Linked DNA regions of Mus musculus: region 1 is linked to region 2. A link is a loop called in an ENCODE intact Hi-C map of the cell type or tissue named here. Cell type or tissue: left cerebral cortex. All regions are shown on one strand.

Region 1 (8,000 bases), 87 kb after region 2:
ACACAGCCATTATTAACAACACTAAGTGTAACGATTGCTATAATTGTGATTGGGAAATTCTTGACAGATGTTAGTTGATAGTCTGGATTTTAGGGTTTCTGTATGCATAGCGTCTTATCTATTAATGTTTCTTTATGGACAGACAGTTTCATGTGATCTGATCTTTTGTTTCCTTTCTTTTGTCTTGACAAGGAGTGACAGTTTCGATGGAGGGAGAAGGGGAGAGAGCCACTCTAACCCTGAGGAAAAACTGAATTGGGTTACTTGGCTTGTGCAAAATGCGTTAAATGTGAGAGGAAACCTAAACAGAAAGTTAACTCTCACCTATGAACACTTGTCATTAGGGAAGCTTAGTAGTTTTGTTTTCCTTTGTTTTTACTTTTGAGTTGACTTTAGAAGCAAGGTCGTTCTCTGTTTGTGAGTCCAGACTGGCCCTACCTCACAATCCTGCCCCTCTTCCAAATGCTGAGATTACAGGCATGTGCTAGCATGCCTAGGTAGAAGGTTGGTTCCTTTGGGGAATTGTACAGCTGAAAGAGAGGTGACACGTAGCATTTCTACATGTGTATCTGTTCGGCAAGGCTCAGTCTTACAAAACAATTCAAAACAATGAAAACCACATTTCCTAACAATAAGTACCTAGTTAAGACTTCAAGATTTTACTTTAAAGGTAGCCAAGACCCACAGTGTACCTTGCTCTGTTGTCCTTTGTTGTGAATGAGAGCTTCTTGAACCCTCACTAGATTCTCATATCTCTGTTTTACAGAGGATACAAGCCAGCATTCTAAAAGCCTTCAACAACCCAACTACCAAGACTGCTGATGATGAAACTAGAAAAAAGGTCAAAGGTATGTTGACTCTGTTAAAAATTACGTCATAGAGCAATTTATTAAGGTTTCTTCTTCCCTCCAAGGTTCGGGGAACATGACAGGGTAGGTGAGGGAAAGGATCTAAGAACCAGGGAGGGTAGAGTGTTGGAGAACACCTTCCTCTGCACATAGCCTGGCCTCGCACTCAGGAACTTCCAGCCACTGTGCTTTCCAGTGCCTGAACAAAACTGTCCCGAAGAGGGGAGGGGTCGTAAAGCCTCTCCTTCCCTGAGTGCATTAATACGTTAGCGGTTGCTAGAGGAAGGAGATGGCCATGTGTCTGTAAGTAACCTCCCTTCACCCATTCTCCTGTACACAGGAGGACGGGATCAGTAGGAGTGGGAGATACAGAAGTGTTATGGATAAATATGATGAAGGACATGTATGAAAATGTAATGAAACTCCATTATTATATAACAGGAATATATGCTAATAACCTAAAACAGGATCTTTACAGAGGAGCAATTGAGGACGTGGACTTATCTCTAAGGTAGTAACCTTAGGAGGAGAGTGCGTCTCCCCAGGCTCTGACCTATGGTGCAGGGGAGCAGAGGCACTACCCAGTGGTGTATCTTCCCTTTTCACAGTGTTAAAGATGACTCTGTCTGCACTATTCCTACAGCTCCTCCACGTGGGACATTAGGAATGTGTGAGCTGCTGATATCAGAGCTGTAGAGTGAATTTGTCCAGGTAGTTGTAAATAAATGCACATTAGAATATATTACTTTAGTATTACATTGGATTTTACAGCTACAATGGTGTGTTGCGTTTTAAGGTGTGTGTGTGTGTTGCAAAGATACTATTGTGTAGTACTTGAGTCTTGTGGGCAATGACTGAGGAGACAAATCATAGAGGAAATAGTCCTACGTCGCTTAGTACGTCAGATAGTGCTGTGTATTTAAGATGAAACTGTGGGATCTGTTTTACATATTGAAAAAAACATTGTCAACTGCAAAATGCCATGATTTTTCTGTGAGCCCTAGTTCTTGTCCAGGCTTCACAGTCATGTTCTTAATCCTTGCTAACTGGAGTCTCTTGGTTGTAAGAATTAGAGCCATGTACAGAAGCATACCTTATATGTTGAGAAGACTAGAATCTTGTTACATGTGGCTAGGATTCAGTTCGTTCTAATTTGTGAGAGACTATTCTAGCAAGAGTGTCTCTGTTTGAATGTTGCAGTAAGGGTCAGGTGGGTGTGGCTTCACAGACGCTCCCTCAAAAATGGGTTTGTGATTAGAGCCACTGTGCTACAGGGTGGAGGACAGCTTTAATTATTTCATAACTGGCCAATGTGGGCAGTGTAGGCAGGTAGTTGGATACAGTGGAAAGGGTCATACCCTTCTCTGTTAAAGGGAGGCAAGAAATCTCTAGGGCTGGGCACAGAGGCAGAGCACAGAGCAGCCTCTTTCCAGTGACAAGGCTGCACAGCTGAGAACCGACTCCCCCAAATTAAGGGGCTGGAGATGCTGAGTTCTTAAAAGCGCTTGTTGCTCTTACAAAGGACCCACATTCAGTTCCCAGGCTCCGCAGAGGTGGCTCATCGCCATCTGTAATTCCAGGTCCAGAGGACCCAACACCTTCTGACGTTCACGTATATGGTATTTATGTTAAGCAAAACACTCATACATTAAATAGATGAATCCAAAACTAAAAATTAGAAAGGGAATACTCTCTCAAGGAAAAGGATGGGGAGATACGTGCTCAGTGTTAAAATTAACTAGACTAGATGCCAGAGATGCTTGCTGGGGGCCTGTCCGGGCCTGTGAAGGACTTGAAAAACTCCAATCATCAACAGCAACCGGCTTTCTAGGTGAGGAAACTGATGAGTGGTGACTAAGACCAGGTAAGGAGACAGGACTCAAGTGGTGCTTCTAGAAGGTGCTACTTTGATGCTTTGTGCTTGAGAAATATAGGTGACATTATGTCACTATAGAAATGGGTATCAACAGTCTTCCTATGAAACCCATACTTGAACATTTGAAAATGCTGACTCAGGATCTGTCCGCAAGAAAGAATGTCTGCGATAGAAAGAACACGTGACAATATATGGGTGCTTGTTTTTCTTTTACCTATTTTTGTTTGTTTGGTTTTTCAAGACAGGGTTTCACTGTGTAGCGTTGTCTGTTCTGGAACGCACTCTGTAGAGCAGGGTGGCTTCTAACTCAGAGACCTACTAGCCTTTGCTTCCCAAGTGCTGGAATTAAAGGAGTGAGCCACCATCACCTGGCTGCATTTTTTTAATTGAACTAATATCACATGTATAGATTGACACATCCGTACATAGGACTTCAGGAATTACGGAAAGTAGCGCCCTCTCTTGAGAACTGAGCTCTAGCACCTTTATGTTAGATGAGGAGGCTTGCTGATATACCTAAGGGTTTTCTTCTTAAATGGCTTTTAATTACTATTATTGTTTTTTATAATTTCACATGTACACTTTACAATAGTTGTATCACATCTAGAGAATGAAATTTGGTAGCCCTTCCCCCTGTCTTCTGGCTCTTAAATATTTCCTGTCCCCTCTTCTGCAGTGTTCCCTGCCTTAGAGGGAGTTGTGTAAGTGGCTTGATTAGGGATGGGCCCAGACTATCTCTTTATTTTCTGCATCCTGGGACAGCCATGAGTGTGAGCACACCACTGTTTATTGTAAGGAGGGGCTTCTCTTATTTAAGTCAGGAGACACTTGTCTATAGAAAACGGTTCGCTGCTATGTCTAGTTCACCATCAGAAGCGTGTTCCCCACATGAGTCTACCCTCCCCCCCCACCCCGCCCCTGTACCTCCATTGATTCCCAGGCTTACACTCTCAGGCGTTGGTTCACCACCTCTGGAGAAGGTTTAAGCCCACTTCTGAGGGCAGCCACCTTACCTAGTTTTAATCTAGACAAAATGCCTATAAGCTCCAAAGATGTTGCAGACTCACTGTTTATTTAAGAGACTAATAATAAATAGCAGCAAGTCTTGACTCCTTCAGCCTTTTGCTACAGTCTGCCAACATGAGACAAGCCAGTGATTAAGCAAGGCTTGTTCAGATATTGCAGTTCGAGTTTATATCCTGTGACATCTAATTCTCACTTAGTGTACATTTTGTTTTGAGATTCTGTTAGTATGAGCTCATCATTGTAAAGGACACTGTAAGATGTCGTATGTATTTTATTTCTAACTTTATTTTTGTGGTATTATACTGTTTATAATATGTGACTAATTTATAAGCAAGTGCTCTAACACTGTTGTAGTTACAGTTGGGACAGTGGTACACACCTTTAATTGCAGCACTTGGGAGGCAAAGGCAGGTGGGTCTCTAGGAGTTTGAGGCCAGCTTTGTCTACATAGTGTGTTCCAGGACAGCCAGAGCTACATAGTGAGACCCTGTCTCCCAAGGAGGTGGGTGGGGCATAATTTCTCCAGCATGTGCCTTGTTACTCTGTGTTGCAATGCTGCCATCTAGTGCATGCATAGAGCAATAACGCTGGTTTTCTTTCAACTGTGTCTCCTTTTTGTGCATTTTTTCGTAAGAAGACAGAATTTCTTAATAGTTACTATAAAATGTCTATTGGTTTTAAAGTATGTCTTCTCTGTTATTCAGTGCTTTGGATAATGCCTTTTAATAGTTTTCAACAAAGGTAGAGGCTTGCAAAGGATAGATTTTAAAAGCCAGTGAGCAGTTTTGTTAATGTACTTTCTGTCAGCTGGCTAATGGTGGCGCATGCCTTTAATTCCAGCACTGGGAGGCAGAGGCAGGCGGATCTCTGTGAGCTTGAGAGCAGCCTGTGTGTGTGTCAACTAGTTTAACTACACATACTTACAGCCTATTGTTTGGTCAGTGTCTCCAACACCAGTTATTTTACGGCCAACCATTAGCACAGCTTCCTTTGATTCGTAAGCACTCCATAAATCAAATGATTTCAACTTTGAAAGTAATCACCAAGCACGTGTGTGTGTGTGTTTATACTAATTCCCCAGGTGAGTTCTTATTCTGTGCTTCACACACTGTATTTTATACCCCCTTTTATTGCTCTGATTCTGGAATCTTTAGCCTTGAAGCAGCTATTTTTCCCTGTCCTGTCCACCTTTAGATTAGATACAGAAATGTCAAAAAAGTTAATAGGAGCAGCTTGGGTGTAGTATGAGCTAGTAGTTACTGCTATATTTACCTATTAAAATAATTTGCACTGGCAAGATGACTCAGCAAGTAAAGATATATGCTGCCAACCCTGGCAAGTGGAATTCAATTCCTGGGACCTACATGGTGTTAATTCTTAAAGATTATGGAACTCAATAGTCACAGTTCCTCTACAAAATTGTAAAGGAGAAAGATGTAATGTGATATATTAAAATACATTATTGGATATAATAGAGAAGCTATATTTTATCCAAATGACTTGAGTAGTAGCATGTCACTCTCGGATCAGTGGTTGTTCTGTGAATTTTTTTAATTTAGAAGAAATGTGTTCTTTTAACAGCCTATGGAAAGGAAGGTGTGAAGATGAACTTCATAGATCGCATCTTTATTGGCGAATTAACTAGCACAGTCATGTGTGAAGAATGTGCGAACGTATGTACCTAGAATTCACTTCATGGAATACACTACAGTCACATTGCTGTGTTGTGTTGCTTTATTTCTCAGGTATCACGGTGGTTATCAGAAGATAACAATAGCAAAATCATGGATGTGATCTAATAAATTGATGATAGACTTACTTTCAATAACAAGAAGTACTAATTCAAATTCCCAATATTTGCTTCATACACAAATAAAACCTCTTAAAGGACAGTAGTGGTGTCTCAGAAGTAACTAGTTTTGTGCAAGTGAACTGCCTTTCCTTTATAAAGCTTTGCTTGCCCAGGCTCTAAGACTTATAGTACATGAAACCCATTACTGCAGAAAGTAGAACTACACTGTTATGACAGTGGCCATCACTTAACTTCCCTGTAGAAACCCTATGGATAAAGGCTACAGGGATTCTGAGTAGAGTGTATTTCTCCTGTACTCAGCATGCTAGTCAGCTTTTCTAATCTAAAACAGCCAGTGATAATGACAGCAAAGAGTTTTCCTTCTACATGAAGTCTTGTCATTAAAAAAACCTTGGCACATGGCTATGCAATGATTTTCGTAATATCTGCCTTCCACTTCTAAGTGGCAAGCACACTTCTAAGTGTTTCTAAGTCCGTGTGTTTCTGTGCTGTGTAACTGTTTTTCCTCTTGACTTCCTTGTGAGGTCCTTAGGCTTTTCCTCACTCCATTCTGCTGTGTATGTGTAGCTCAGGCTTTGAACTGGAGTTCTCCTGTGTCAGCTTCCCGAGTGGTACATGTCAGATAAGCCTGGCTGAATGGATCAAATAGGTTAGCTTCTAGTTTAGACTGAGATGAGAGAGACATCTCTGAAACAAGTAATGGTCATAGTGCCCCGTCCTAAAATGTGGGGACAGAAAAAGACTATCACATTCGATTCGGGTTTTTGGGGTTTGTTTGTGTTATGTGATGTACAAAGGGTGTGTGTGTATGTGTGTAGAAACTCTTACTCTTCACTTAATCTTTGATTTTGAACTTCATATTTAAATGCCAACTTCAACAACGTAAAGCAGGCATGAACGTTTATAGATTTTTCAACTGCTTGTTAAGAAATATTTCTGAAAATGTGGTTGACTACAATAGATTAAACTTTTATCAGATTTTAATAAGAATAAAAATTTTCCAGGTCTTCTATCATCTCTAGTTTTAGAAAACAGGGATTATTGTATCTCCTCTTACTTATGACACTGAAACATAAAATGTGACTATAACTATTACTACATTTTATACAGCATTGGACAGAAATGCTGATTTCTCTCTTATACCAGTATCTTCTAAAACAGATTATCCTGAGAAATCGGTCAAATGCTTGTCTACTTTTTATTCCTAACACTTCATACAGTATTTTAACTTATAAGTTAAAGTTATAAGTTGTCTGAGAGGTTTGACTTGTTTTTCTCTTTAACAACAGTGTGCATCTATGCTAGAATTCTAACCGAATGTCTCCATCTTATTTTCCTTTAAGATCTCTACCATGAAGGATCCCTTCATTGATATCTCACTTCCTATCATAGAAGAAAGGGTAAGGAGGAGAAATCACAACATTCTCATAAAGAATATGCATCTATTCAATTATTTAAACATCTGTTGGCTTTATCTGTTACAGAGTCATGATTTACACAGAATTAGGTCTGTGTGGTGTGTTTGATACCAGGTTTGCGTATGTGTGCATGAAGTATATATATTTTCTTATTCCCGGGATTAAATCTTTTAACCTTGTATTTTGAAATTGTTAAGAAAATTACCCTTTTAAGTGGGCTGGAGAGATGGGTCAGCAGCTAAGAGCCCTGGCTGCTTTTCCATAGGACCCTGGTTAAGTTCCAAGCACCCTCACGACTTGTGAGCTGACAGCTGTGTGTAACTCCACTTCTAGTTCCAAGGTGAAATTCAGTACCCTCTTCTGGCCTCCGTGGGTCTGCATGCAAGTGGTGCACAACATCCATGCCATCAAAACACCCATACTAATAGAGGAATTTTAAAAATATATTTCTTAATAAGAAAATTTTCTTTTTATATTTCTAGTAAGTTACAAGTGTTAAAAAGAATTCATTCGCTGAAAATGTTTTATGTTACATGTGGCATAGGTTTCAAAACCTGTACTTTTGGGGAAAATGAGTAAATGCAGAAGTTTACAAGAAACAGACCAAGATCATAACAAGGGCACCGTGACTGTAGGAAATGCCCATCAACCCAGAGCTTCCAGGAAGCACTCCTCACCTAACGACAAGGCAAGTCAGGCTGTGGGGGGCTGCTGTGTTTTTAATACTTTCATTGTGAAAGAACGTTCTCAAGTAGAAACAGCAGTCTAAGAACACGCACCCTCCTGTTTCTCAGCTTTACAGTGCTCAGTTTACTGCTAGCCATGTTTCCACATACGTATTGCACCATGTCTTAGTTAGGGTTTTACTGCTGTGAACAGACACCATGACCAAGGCAAGTCTTATAAAAAACAACATTTAATTGGGGCTAGCTTACAAGTTCAGAGGTTCAGTCCATTATCATCAAGGTGGGAGCATGGCAGCATCCAGGCAGGCATGGCACAGGCAGAGCTGAGAGTTC
Region 2 (8,000 bases):
TCTTGCCCTTATGCCATCCCCGTTACAAAAGGCCTCTAACCCTCTCTTCTCCTTATTCACTTCCTCCGTCCAGCCCGGAAGTCCTGCCTACTCACCCAGTGATTGGCTCCTTTATAGGGGATTGGTACACAAGAAGTCTGAGTTCTGACTCACTCTTTGTCTGCCACCCCTCCCTGGAGAGAGGAATTAGCATCAAAATACAAGCAGCACCAGGCCCATCCACAACAATGGAGAACACTAAACATAGTCTTCTGGACTTGATTTTCCCATTTCACAGAACTTTCAAGGAAGGACTTGAAATGGGGTGGGGGGGCTCATGATGCTCTACCCTTCCTGTGGAGTTATTAACAGTTTTTCTGGGCGGAGGCAAATACATTTCCCTTAGATACGTTGCCCAAGTTCCAGTTAATTAACCTCCCCCCAACACACACACACACACACACACACACAGACACACACACACACACAAAATCAACCTTCCCGTGTTTATGTAAGTAATTAAAATCACTAGGCCATTGCTGGGTGGCGGTGGCAGAGGCAGTTGGATCTCAGAGTTTGAGGGCAGCCTGGTCTACAGAGTAAGTTCCAGAACAGCCAGGGCTACACAGAGAAACCCTGTCTTGAAGAACAAAAACAAAGCAAAACACACTGGTCACGAAAATAAAATAAGTGAAACAAATCCTCTGAAGTAGACAGGGAAATTAAGTGAGGAGAATGACCTGGGCAGGGGTGGCATGTGCCTTGAACTCCAGTACTCAGGGAAGGCAAAGGCAGGCTCTCTGTGAGTCTGAAGCCAGCTTGAAACTCTGAGAGAGGGGAGGAGAAGAGAGAGAACAGTCGAAGTTAAATTCCTGCAGAGATCAGAAGACCTCAGCTTTAGGACCTTAACTTACACAGCCTTTCTGGAAAGTGCTGCAAGTTTGGTGTTGTGGACTGGAAGCAGAAATCAGAATATAAACAAAAAACAATTCTATGTGGGTTTTTTTTTTTTTTTTTTTTTTTTTGGTTAGCTGTGTAAAAGTCTTCCCAAAAGAAAGGCACCTGGATGGTATTATATAATGGCTCTAATAATGTGTTGCAGTTTGTTTTTGCATTCACATTCCAACATGATTTTGTATCCATGTTATGATATTAAAGCACACACCTTCCCCCAATTATGTGAGAGTTAGATACAAATATCAGTGTATGGGCTGAAGACATGGCTCAGTGGTTAAGAGCACTTGCTGGTCTTCCAGAAGGCCTGAGGCCATCTCATTACCAGCTTGAGAAGCTCACAACCACCTCTAACTCCAGCTCCAGGGAATCTAACAACCTCTTCTTGACACATACACAGTTTAAAAATATCCCCAAACCCCACAAATATCAGTATTGCTATGCCTATTAGGTGTTACAAAGATGTGGGAAAGTGTATAGGCACAGACATAAAGTAGATGCTAGGTGCTAAGATAACAATAGACATGTATAATATATAAATTAATAGAGTACATAGAAGAGGCCTGCAACCTTAGCACTTAGTAGGTGCAGGCAGGAGGATCAGAAAGGTAAAGTAGAACATTAATGGTATCATACTTGTCAACTTGACACAAACCTAGATGTCCCTTCAAAGAGGACTCTCAATTGAGTAATTACCTTCATTAGACTGGCCTGTGGGCTTGTCTGTGAGGCATTTTCTTGATTGCTAATTGATATGGGAGGAGCCAGTCCACTGTGGGCAGTGCCATCCCTGAGCAGGTGGGCTCATGAAACATAACAAAGTAGTAAGCCACGGTGAATTAAGATTTTCTCCATGGTCTCTGCTTCAGTTTTGAAGCAGATTCCCGCCATGGCCTTCCTCGATGCTGGAGCAGAAGGTGAAGCCAACCCTTTATATACCCAAGTTGCCTTTGTCAGCATTTTATCACAATAACAGAGAAGCAAATCAGAACACTTGAGTTCACAGTGAGTTCCAGGCCAGCCCAGGATACTGCAACCCTCTCCCCCAAGACAGAGTTTCTCTGTGTAGCTTTGGCCATTCTTTTTTTTTTTTTTTTTTTTTAAAGATTTATTTATTTATTACATGTAAGTACACTGTAGCTGTCTTCAGACACACCAGAAGAGGGCGTCAGATTTCGCTACAGATGGTTGTGAGCCACCATGTGGTTGCTGGGATTTGAACTCTGGACCTTTGGAAGAACAGTCGGGTGCTCTTACCCACTGAGCCATCTCACCAGCCCAGCTTTGGCCATTCTTGAACTCATTCTGTAGACCAGGCTGGCCTCAAACTCAAGAGATCAGCCTGCCTCTGCCTCTGCCTCTGCCTCTGCCTCCTCTGCCTTTGCCTCTGCCTCCTCTGCCTCTGCCTCTGTCTCCTCTGCCTCTGCCTCTGCCTCTGCCTCCTCTGCCTCTGCCTCCTCTGCCTCCTCTGCCTCCTCTGCCTCCTCTGCCTCCTCTGCCTCCTCTGCCTCTGCCTCTGCCTCTGCCTCTGCCTCTGCCTCTGCCTCTGCCTCTGCCTCTGCCTCTGCCTCCTGCGTTCTGGGATTAAAGATGTGTGCTAACGCCTTCCCGTTTTTAAAGTGTTATAGGAGCTAGGTGTAGTGGCTCACACTTTTAGTTCCAGCACTCAGGAGAAAGAGGCAGGCAGATCTTTGTGAGTTTAAGGACAGCCAAAGGTACATAGTGAGATCTTGTCTAAAACAGTAAAAAAAAAAGAAAGAAAGAAAGAAAGAAAAAAGTGTCATAGAAGCACATAAAACATCGCAAGCAGTTTGTTACAGAATCTTTATGCAAGGCTGATAAAACAAAAGGAAAAGAGCAGAGAGAATTAAAGCAAATCTAAATCTCTATGATGCACAACTTGGGTGATGGTTGTGTCTTTAAAACACATTTTGAAAAATATGATCTGAGGGGCTGGAGAGATGGCTCAGCGGTTAAGAGCACTGACTGCTCTTCCAGAGATCCTGAGTTCAATTCCCAGCAACCACATGGTTGTTCACAACCATCTGTAATGGAACCTGATGCCCTCTTCTGGTGTGTCTGAAGACAGCTACAGTGTACTCATATAAATAAAATAAATAAATCTTTAAAAAAAAGAAAAAGAAAAATATGATCTGCCGGGCGTGGTGGCACACGCCTTTAATCCCAGCACTCGGGAGGCAAAGGCAGGCGGATTTCTGAGTTCCAGGCCAGCCTGGTCTACAAAGTGAGTTCCAGGACAACCAGGGCTATGCAGAGAAACCCTGTCTTGAAAAAACAAAACAAACAAACAAACAAACTGATCTGCAGTGAAACAAACAGTAATGTTCACAAATGTATTACATGCCTCTCAACATTTTTTAGGTACCTTGGCTATTAAGTTGGAGTCATTTGGGTATATTCTGGTCAGTGGGTCATGAAAATTGATTGGGTTGTTTCTATTTCAAGACTCTTAATACTAGTTATTAAAGAGCTCGCTTGAGTCATGTTCTGCCCAGAAAGATGTTGATCTTGGAAGCAAGGAACATTGAAATGAATAGTTGGGAGATAGAAACCCTCTAGTTCTCTGAAGATCTAGAGGGCAGCCAGGAAGAACTAGCCAGCTTTAGGAAATACCATGAGAATGAGACGAATTTTCAAGCTAAGTTGGGGGTATAACAATGTTATAACAATGAAGCCTAGTCTAGCTCATCCAAATTCAAGAATAAATGTATTTCACAGGTTAATTGTGTACGTGCCTAAGTGGGTGGAATTTAAAAACATCTTTTCTATAGTTGGCATACTAGTTTCACTTATAGAAATTGTTTTCACTCCATTCCACATCTCAATTAGACTCCACTCACAAAGGAAAAACATTGGTGCTATCTTCCTCGGAATTCTTGACTAATTTTCAGGTGTGCCCAATCATTTAGAGACATTTTTTAATTTAAATTAAAACTTAAAAGATTTAGATAGATCCTCACCTGTCCTAGGCTGGCCCAAAACAACGTATCTGAGGGTATTGAATACCCTTAGCTTGCAGGTGTATATAGTGCTGAGTATCACCCAGAGCTTCTGGGGCACCAGCAAGCATTTTACATCCTTGATTATCTACATCCCTTTTCCTCTTTTCCCCTAGATGGCGTCTCAGCATGAAGCAAGGACTGGCCTGAAACTCCTCATGTTCTTGACTCTGCCGCCGAAGTACAGTACGAAACGCGAACGCAAAGTTGCAATGATAACAGCAACATTTAAATATTATTTAATTGCATTTCTGCGGCATACCCATTTGGAACGTAAGTGTTAGCTAGATGTACATTTATATGCTCATGTTTTTAGGTAAACAAGTAGCCGGCTCTGACATAAAAAGATTGCTACTCTAAGTTAAGTCTACACTTAACTCGTTAGGCTTAATACCGACAGGAACTTTACTAAGAGCACTTACATCTTAAGGCCAAAATTACTTTCATTTATTTCTCCTTTCAGCCCTAGGGAAAAAGCAGTCATATACTGCCATGCTTTCTTCAACGCCAGTGTGCTATTTCTGAAGGCCTACACCGTGGATTAACAAGATCCCTAAATGGACCCAAAAGAAAACCGCACTAGACCAGAAACCCAGTGTGTGGACGCTCTGGAGGAGAATTGGCAGGAAACCTCGGGGAGAGCCTCTCGCCACCGGGAGCCTCCGCCCGTGTTTCCTTAGCTCCCGCCTCAACAAGCCCATTGGCGGTCGGGCGGTTGCTAGCTTCCTCCGCAACTAGGGCGGGCCGGAACTTTTGTCTGCCGGAACCGGTGTACGCCGCTCAGTGTTGTCGACCGGCGTCAAGGCGACGAGGGTGCTGTTCTCTTCCTCCGGCTGCGGTGGCTGTGGAGTTCAGCCCAGCCAGTCTGGTAGGAGCACAGTCGTCCGGACTGTGTCTATGGTCGCTCCGCGGGCCGCTTTGCTGGCTGGTGCATTTGTATCAGGGCAAGCAGTATTATTCCATGGCAGGGAACTTCTGGCAGAGCTCCCACTAGTAAGTGAGCTTCCATTTTCTCGCCTGGGGCCGGGGCTGGGGCACAGGAGGGCTGGGCCTGCCCATCCCTCGGGGTTTCCATCCTGGCCGCTGCGGGTGAGCCCTCCCTGGGAAGCCGGGGGTCCGAAACGTGATGCTGTCGTTTGCGAGCCTCCCCTCTTCTCACAGAGAGATTTCGGGAGCAGAGGGGAGGTGAGCTCGAAGGATGGGTAAGAGGTAAGGGGTTTGATCTCCGGGAAGGGAGTCGGAGGCGGTTTCATTTCAAATTTGGGGTTTGATTGGTGGGATGATGTGGGCACCGGCAAGGGAAAGAGTGACCCATTGTAGCTCTGTGAGGTTCCCTGCTTTGGATGGACATGGTTGGCTATTGCTAGCTAGCTTGTTTGTTTGTTTGTTTTTTCATAGCAGTGATATTATAATCTCTTGTCATTCGCCTTACTGTAGATTTAATATTTACTCAGAGGAGAGGAGTGAGTCGTGCTTGTTTCTACCTGCTGCTTCCTGGCCCAGCCTTATGCCTAGATTGACACCACTACCCCCATCCCCGAAGCAGTGTTTCTCACGTTGAGGGATGGCTGCCCTAAAACTCACAGGCTGGCATCGAACTTAATGAAATCTGCCTGCCTCTGCTTCTGCTTCTAAGTGTTGGAATTAAAGGCATGAGCCACCAATTGCAGGCTCCTAAATTGACTTTAATGCTTCTAGAATTTGCGAGCACAGGGGCTCTCAAAATATATCCATTTTCATTCATTAGCCAGTGTCTTATATTTTGCCTTAAAGTCGTGTATTTCCCAGATTTTGTCCTCTTCCTTTAACCACTTAAATCACTAAATTTTAATGTCTTTCAGTGACCATGGAAGGGCTAAAGTAATCTTAAAGATATTTGTCTCTAAATACATTTGGTTAAACATGCAGGAAGTTGTATGCTTGGGCTAAGCGTTGAGCAGGCTTTCCACTAAATACATAAAAAATGAACAGGACTAGATAGAGACATTTAGTTTAATTAAATTTTAGTGGGAAGAGAATAACAAAATTTTAATTCTGTGAATTGGTTTGCTTGTTTCCCTCTTTGCCTGAGAATAAAGAAGAAGAAGGGGGAAAAAAAAAGAAAGAAAGAAAACTGAATTTGGAAACCTGTTTCTGAAAGCAGGTCCTCCCTTGCTACCAAGTGTTTCTGGGAAGATGAAAGGCCAATGAAGCATCACTGGGGGACATTATTTTACATTGTTCTCACTCACTGAGATGTTTCCATTAAAAAAATGAAATACAAAAGGGGATGACCCAAAAAGGTGGGATAAAGCTTGGGCCTGTACTTAATCCTGGTGCTCAGATAATGCCTTGATTGCCTGTCTCAGTGACATAATACTAAGACAGGCAGTAGTAAGTCTTTGGATATAGCAAGAGTCTATCTTCCAGGATGGTTCTTAGTCTAGAGGGTCTGAAAACCTGTGTGCTGGTGTTTGGTACACATGACACTATGAAGGAAATTGAGAAAGAGGTAGAGAAGCTTTGAAACCATCAAGAGATTCTTTACCCTCAAGTTTTCCTGTTTTTTGTTTTTTTCTTCAAACGATCTTGCTGAGGCTGCCAGTGGGCTGCTGAAAAACTAGAGAACTCTGATGAATAACTTACCTGAGAGTTTGAAATGGCGTCTACAGCATCCTTGTTAATCGACCAGACAGTACGGGAGTCACACTGATTGACACAGATTTATATCCAGCAAAGCACTCACAAATATATTCCACTCACAAATAGCACTCACAAAAACCAAAGAGATTTTATTGGTCCAACAAGACTGAGAAACTTGGGGGTGATGGTGAAAACACTGATTGAAAAGGGGATTAAATTAGAAAAATATAAAATTTGCTCCAGGTCTGAATGTATTTGAAACAGGTGAGCATGTATTGAAGAACTCAAGTATTTCATTGTTGAACATAATTTACTAAGGATTTTAGAGACCTATTCTGAAGAGTTAATGCTGAAGTTTCAGAGGTAAACTGGTGCTCTACCTCAGCTGCATTCCCAGCCAGACACTGTCTTTTATCAATGTTTTAAGTACATACCTCCAAATAAATAAATAAATAAATAAATAAATAAATAAATAAATAAATGGAGGAAGAAGAAGCTGGGTGAAGCACTGCATGCCTTTAATCACAGAACTTGGTGGTGATGGGGAGGGGCCGATCTCTGTGAGCTTGAGGCTGGTCTGATCCATGGAAGGAGTTCCAGGATAGCCAGAGCTAACCAGAACCAAACAGACAAATAAAGACAGAGAGAGGTGTGCCTCGTAGAAGATGGTAAGCTTATTGAATCTTAATGTTTTAAATGCTTTGGCTTGTTGGCTTTTTTCCTATAAATTTATTTATTCACTTTACATCCCAATATCAACCCTCTCTCCTCCCAGTACCTCAAGCAGCTCCTCCCCTTCCCATCCCTGCTGTTGCCTTTCTATGCCATGTTTTAAATCTTTACCTTCTCTAGTTTGCAGTGGATTTTGGATAAACAAGATCTGTTGAAAGAGCGCCAAAAGGACCTAAAGTTTCTCTCAGAAGAGGAGTATTGGAAGTTACAAATATTTTTTACAAATGGTAAACTTTTATATTGGTTGAAGTAGTATACTATAGCTGGTCACTATTTTATATGGTAATTTCCATGAGTTGTTAAAGTCTATAGTTAATGCTTTTATTTAGACAATTATCATTTCAGTGTTCTGGGTAATACTTTTCGCACCTTATGTATTATAGCCCAGTGTTGACTAATCTCAGGCATTTCTAGTGAGGTCCATTTTTAAGGTTGGCCTAAGCAAAATACTTTAAGAATAAATGATTATTTAAATTAGCATCCAGTAGTTCTCATTTTACCTTATAACTTTGCATAAGCAAGAAGATTTAGTCGCCAGGCGGTAGTGGCGCACACCTTTGATCCCAGCACACAGGAGGCAGAGGCAGGTGGATTCCTGAGTTCGAGGCCAGCCTGGTCTACAAAGTGAGTTCCAGGACAGCCAGGGCTACACAGAGAAACCCTGTCTCGAAAAATCCAAACAAAAGATGATGA

Evidence for each region. Hi-C counts contacts between places; a loop is a spot of excess contacts. Peaks named below come from ENCODE experiments on the same cell type or tissue, not always from the same donor. Only the 100,000 strongest peaks of a DNase experiment are listed, where the experiment ranks them.
Region 1: a loop joins it to region 2, with 2.7 times the contacts of the local background. A loop is called at or near these places in 15 of 42 quality-filtered maps.

Annotation. Positions count from the first base shown.
Region 1 is chr4:21,809,976-21,817,975 of GRCm38, forward strand. It overlaps Usp45 (ubiquitin specific petidase 45), which reads left to right. Exons shown (of 18, transcript NM_152825.2): 10 at 767-848; 11 at 5,332-5,423; 12 at 6,907-6,963; 13 at 7,526-7,669. Among named protein-coding and RNA genes, the nearest start is that of Pnisr, 34 kb to the right of the region's middle. In left cerebral cortex, a CTCF peak has its summit at 4,321 (motif pointing left); a DNase peak (open chromatin) is centred at 4,283.
Region 2 is chr4:21,722,970-21,730,969 of GRCm38, forward strand. Ccnc (cyclin C) reads left to right here and starts at 4,732. Exons shown (of 12, transcript NM_016746.4): 1 at 4,732-4,946; 2 at 7,428-7,534. The coding sequence starts at 4,915. In left cerebral cortex, a CTCF peak has its summit at 4,066; DNase peaks (open chromatin) are centred at 4,086, 4,709 and 5,439; H3K4me3 peaks cover 1,942 bases; H3K27ac peaks cover 1,181 bases.